Regions from separate parts of the Homo sapiens genome. Here region 2 is linked to region 1. A link is a contact called in ENCODE Hi-C or POLR2A ChIA-PET data. All regions are on one chromosome and are shown on one strand. Each heading gives the region's core, a stretch centred on a gene start or an enhancer-like site at or near the end of the contact. The rest is flanking DNA. Distances are from core to core; before and after follow the strand shown. Region 1 has its middle 28 kb from the start of VIM-AS1. Region 2 overlaps CUBN (cubilin).

The links. Hi-C counts contacts between places; a loop is a spot of excess contacts on that map. ChIA-PET counts read pairs that join two places held with the same protein, here RNA polymerase II (POLR2A). Pooled maps may share reads with other maps.
Region 2: a loop to region 1 is called in a map of PC-3, with 6 times the contacts of the local background. The contact joins two enhancer-like sites. A Hi-C loop is called at or near these places in 5 of 168 maps with a recorded cell type or tissue (GM12878, K562, PC-3 and 2 more), 3 of 37 single-sample maps with no recorded cell type and 8 of 50 pooled maps. POLR2A ChIA-PET finds 5 or more read pairs at or near these places in 2 of 52 experiments (Caco-2 and activated CD8-positive, alpha-beta memory T cell).

The regions. Positions count from the first base shown.
Region 1 is chr10:17,256,185-17,259,194 of GRCh38, forward strand. No RefSeq gene overlaps it. Among named protein-coding and RNA genes, the nearest start is that of VIM-AS1, 28 kb to the left of the region's middle. Within about 2 kb of position 1,652, at least 2 of the 41 ENCODE cell types and tissues checked have a DNase peak (open chromatin) inside an H3K27ac peak, as active enhancers do.
Region 2 is chr10:16,944,361-16,947,119 of GRCh38, forward strand. The region is part of intron 36 of CUBN (cubilin); the gene reads right to left. Among named protein-coding and RNA genes, the nearest start is that of RSU1, 130 kb to the left of the region's middle. Within about 2 kb of position 1,371, at least 7 of the 41 ENCODE cell types and tissues checked have a DNase peak (open chromatin) inside an H3K27ac peak, as active enhancers do.

The DNA.
Region 1 (3,010 bases), core at 402-2,901:
TGCATAACTTGTGATTATTTTGAAAGAGTAGATAAAATCTGTGGTAGGCCAGCCTCCCCCATACATACCTAAAACCAGTCCTCAGAGTGGAGGATGGGGATAGAGAACTAATAACATTATAGACACTTCACAATCATCCTACAAATAAAGCATTATCACCCCCATTTTGCAGATAAGGAAACTGTGGTTTATAGAAGTTAAGTAATATTGACAAGGTCATTTGGCTAGTAAATTACAAAGCTGGGCTCTGAATGCAGTTACACACTATATGTCCTCAACCACTATAGAGTATTAATAGCAAAAAAAAAAAAAAACTCTCTAGCTTGTAAATAGATGAGGTTCTGGGAAACACTGGACTAGTTCAATTTCCAAACTTCTTGAAAGTAATGACTCTCACCATCAAGCTACATAATCGCTAAATTATAAAACCGGCAGTGTGAAAAATCCTAAAGCACTTCTGAATTGTCCACCTAACAACTGATTACATCCTCTTCTGCAAAGGGAAATAAAACTGTTTGCTAATCAGGCCTCAGAAAGGCTTAAGTGTTCCACACCGAATATCAGAAATCGGGAAAATCATTAAGTCATTACCTCGTGCCAAATTGAATGCTACAGTGTACTTTTCTGGTATTTTAACCTGTCTAGCATCTAATGACTCAGAAAGCATTTCTCTTATTTAATCCCTCTCAGCGTTTTTTTTTTCCTTACTGAGAAGCTACTATTAACCTCTCTTGTAAAGAAAGTGAGTCTCTTCAGATATCTGTCAAATAATTTTATGTGGTTAACCTAAAGCACAGCTTTTTCTAAAAAAAAAATAGAAGGATCGTTCTGGAAAGGAGACAAGAAAAAGCAGTCCAGTGGGAAGAACATAATTGTCTTAGCATACCCGTTGCTGGCAGATGCATGAAAAAGCCACACAAATGAGACACCAGCATCTAAAATCAAATGCCTGTCAGCTTAAATTGTAGTCTTTGGTAAACCTGATCAATTATTCAGCCTTCTTACACATTTAATAAAGCTCCAGAACAGAGCCCAGAAAATAGTTGCATATAAAATATTCTTTGAGAAATAAATTACGCTTTAGTAGAAAGCTACAGTCTTTACCTAAGCTAACTCGGATGATACTCCAAGTGAGCTATCCTTCCTGCTTACTTCTGCCTTTTTTTCTTCAAAGGGCAATCCTTTTTGAATTGGCATTTAGCATGGTAGTATTAGGTTGGGGGAAAAAATCGTGTTTTTTTGCCATTAAAAGTAATAGCAATAACTTTCGCCCCAACGTAATAGTTGCTTCATTCCTGGAGAGTGGGATCTGCTTGGTTTACCAGCCAGAGGGCTTGACAAAATCTGACTTTAGTGTCTTCGAATGTCCTTTTCTAACATCTGCACAGAAATATCTTCATGGGAGAAAATCATCTTTTTCATTAAAAAATGTCAGTGTGGGAGTATGGGGAGAGGAAATAGGGAGAGAAAGAGAAGGAAAGAGGCGCACACATACAGAGACAGAGAGAGACAGGGAGAGAGAGAGGGCAAGAGAGTACTGCCTTGGGGTCACTAACACCCTTGAAGATATCTCAGAAGATTGTTCCAACCAAGTAAAAATGTAGACAAAAAGTCGCCGCTCCTTCTTCAGACACAACGGATCTTGTGAAGAGCCTGGTAGGGCAAAAACTTGAGAGGCCATTGTGGTGTCCAAAGAAATACTGACATCTACTGGTGGGTTCGGAAGTCACAGGACTTTTCCAAGGGCCACATTTAGTTGCACGGAATTGAAAGTATTAAAATCCAGTGGATACAATTAGGCATTCCTGAGGATCCCTTCTAAATAAATTTTTAAAATTAACTTATGACCATCAAGAGCATTTCTGAATTGTCTGTTCTTTAATCCACCAGATAGATAATCATTGACTTAGTCTCTGTACCTGAAATATTTCACACAGTCCAGGGAAGAGTAAAATGAACAAAATTCCTTTCTCTTTATGACCCCAGGACCTACCTCATCAAAAACGGTGCTTTGAAAAACAGCAAGAAGAATGGGAAGCAATATTGCTCAGTCAGAAGATAAACCTGTGTTCACATCCAGGAACTTTCATTTATTGGCTGTGTAATTTCTACCAAGTTACTTTGTCTCCCAAATCTCATTCTTTCTCAGCTGGAAATGAGAATTGAGGATACCTGCCCTGAATGACTCTGTCAGTAATTAGAGACCACGAACTCAAAGTGCCTGTGGTTCACATTACACACTGAGTAATTGCCGGGCGCGGTGGCTCACACCTGTAATCCTAGCACTTTGGGAGGCCGAGGCGGGTGGATCACCTGAGGTCAGGTAGTCGAGACAAGCCTGACCAACATGGTGAAACCCCATCTCTACTAAAAATACAAAAATTAGCTGGGTGTGGTGGCATGCACCTGTAGCCCCAGCTACTCAGGAGGCTGGGGCAGGAGAATTGCTTGAACCTGGGAAGTGGAGGTTGCAGTGAGCTGAGATGGCACTACTGCACTCCAGTCTGGGCGACAAAGCAACGCTCCATCTCAAAAAAAAAACAAAAACAAACAAATAAAAGAAACAAAAAAACTCAGTAATGGGATTGTTGTTACATTTAAAGGATAGAAACATCCTGGGACCACTTGCTTCTTGATTGACCAAGCTGTGATTTAGGAGAGTACTTCTCAAACTTTAATTTGCACTCGACTCACTAGGGAATCTTGTTAAAATGAAGGTTCTGTTTCAGCTGCCAAGGGCGGGGCCTGAGATACTGCATCTCCAGCAAGCTCCCAAGAGATATTGATATGCTGGCCTGGGACAGCACTGAGTAGCAAGAATCTGTGGGGTCCAATCCCCACTAGAGGTCAAGAGCATTGAGGTGGCCCCTGTCAATTGGCTTCCTATGTGAGGGGAAATAGCTCTCAAAATTTCAGTTGTTTCAAAGTATAAACAAAGTGTACATAAGAAAATTGCCAGGAAAGATGGGTTTGCCTAATGTAGAAACACTAAAAATTGGCCGGGTACAGT
Region 2 (2,759 bases), core at 121-2,620, 310 kb before region 1:
AAAAAACTCCTTTTTAGGTTTTATTTCTCCCCGTTCCTTTTTGTTGCAGATTCAACCATAATTTCTCCAGTCTTCTTCCCTACTCAGTTTCACCACAATCCCAGCCCCATGTTTTAGAACTTGATGTGATACACATGCTTCTCATACGCTCTCACACACCCCAGGGTAATGTTTCCAAGCATCCATCTGGATAGAATTTAGACCAGGGCAGAAATAACTCACAGGCCTTGCCTTCTCATTAATCAACTGCAAAAAAAGAGGCATCTTGCAGCCTAAAACGTCCATTTTAAAAATAAAACTCAAGCAAGTAACTCAGAGGAATCAAAATTAACTTCTTACAGGCGAGAAAGGAAATAGCTGAGTCATTACGATGTTCTATATGGTAATTAAAATGTAATGTCTATTAAGCACTGAAATAGATGAAACTTGCTTTCTGTGTGTGTAATCTCCCATCCTCTGGAAGGAGAGCCTAGTGCTGCCCGTTTGGATTTATTTGTGAGCTATCACAGAAGATACTTCAGAAATGGTAAAGATTGAGAGAATTAAGTCACCAAACATTTGCTATGCACTAGCTGTGTGGTATGCGTTTTAAATTTGACATCTTCTTTAACCTTCACAGTCCTAGAAATTTGAAATTACTATAAATTTGTTTATAGAAACTTGTTATTATTATCCCACAGAAATAAAATGAATTTAATTAAATAGCTTCTTAATGTTGGCTTATGAGTAATTTGTCAAGACCTGAAATCTTATCTGTCTTGAACACCTAGCTCAGTTCCTGGCAACCACTGAATGAGAGCAGTCAACAATGTGAATGTGGTAGAGACAAACAGGAAAAGACCAAAAAAAAAAATCATTTTATTTGGCAATTCTGATAGGCCTACTAAAGCTGTGCGAAGGGCTTTGGATTTTATTCTAAGGACAATGATGGTGTTTTATTGATCAATATATAGAAGGCACCTCATAGGAGAGTAGCATGTGCCAACTACATGCCTAGCACATATTAGGAGCTTAATAAATATCTGTTGAGTGAAAGAATAAATATATGTCTGGTAAACATTATAAAGTATATAGATTTCTTCCCATCCAGAACGCTGTGCTCTTAGTGAAGACAAAGACAAACCAGGCCAGGCACGGTGGCTCATGCCTGTAATCCCAGCACTTTGGGAGGCCAAGGTGGGTGAATTACTTGAAGTTGGGAGTTCGAGACCAGCTTGGCCAACATGGTGAAACTCCATCACTACTAAAAATATAAAAACTAGCCTGGGATGGTGGCATGTGCCTGTAATCCTAGCTACTCAGGAGGCTGAGGCAGGAGAATAGCTTAAACCCCGGAGGCGACGTTTCAGTGAGCTGAGGTCACTCCATTGCACTCCAGCCTGGGCAACAGAGCCAGACTGTGTCTCCAAAAAAAAAAAAAAAAAAAAAAAGACAAACCAAAACCTCCTTCCTGTGAGGCAGCTTAAACTTGCATTGCCTTTCGGCATGCAGAGGGTGTCTTTGTTTTAACACAAGGCCACTTATACCCTGAAGAGGCTCTGTCTGATTGATGGATTAAAAAAAGCAACTTGAGATGTTTGAACTTGGTCCACAAATAGGATAGTTGTCCCATATTTTTAATCAGTTCCTGATGCACAGATTAGCAAGTCTTGGAAGAAAAGTAAGACTTTTAAATAAACAGGACAGGGTCCTCAAAACAATCCTCTTCTCTCAACCATAAGTTACTTATATTCGCTTCAAAACAGAATTAGCAATCCCAACCACAGCCTAGTAATATGTAAAATAGACTGGTAAATAAATTTCAATTCAAAACGGCAATTTAAATTCCAGGATCTTATCTCTCAATATATAATAAGCATCCATTATCAGTGTGACGTGTCACATATACCTCTCTATCAGTTGATTAAAATGTGTGCTTTTTACATCTACTCTAGGACATATTATTGTTGCTGTCTAATTTAATCTAAGACCACTCAGAATGTGATAGGATCCTACTACTAATTCCATATTTATAGTCCATTTCAAAAAGTGTTATAGTGCAATGAGGAATATGAAAGTGTTCTAAAAAATTAAGTTTAAAGTTTAAGTAAGTTTAAGTTTGGAAGTTAAAAAAACTTCCAAAACCATTCCTTTTTTTTTTTTTTTTTTTTTTTAAGATGGAGTCTCACTCTGTTGCCCAAGCTGGAGTGCAGTGGCTCAATCTCAGTGCACCACAACCTCCACCTCCCAGGTTCAGGGCATTCTCCTGCCTCAGCCTCCCAAGCAGCTGGGATTACAGGTGCCCGCCACCACTCCTGGCTAATTTTTGTATTTTTAGTAGAGACGGGGTTTCGTCATGTTGGCCGGGCTGGTCTCGAACTCTTGATCTCAAGTGATCCACCCGCCTTGGCCTCCCAAAGTGCGGGATTACAGGCATGAGCCACTACACCCAGCCCCAGAACCATTCTTCTGACAGAAATAGAAGGAAAGGTGGATTGAGGTAGGGATAAGATAAAAGCGTAAAGAATGCTTAATTGAGATGGGAGGGCTCTGCTGGAATAAACAATACTAGTGATTCCCTGGAAGAACCTTAATGTGTCTAATTCCAAAAAAAAAGATAAGATTCCTGTACTCTGAACATGAATGCGCCACAGATTCATTCATTCACCAAGGACTCAAGAATGTACTTTTGGAAATGTTAGACAGGACCCAAGAACCATGGTCGAGAGAAACTTCATGCTATTTATAACTCAAACTATGACTGAAACAGAGGAAATTTG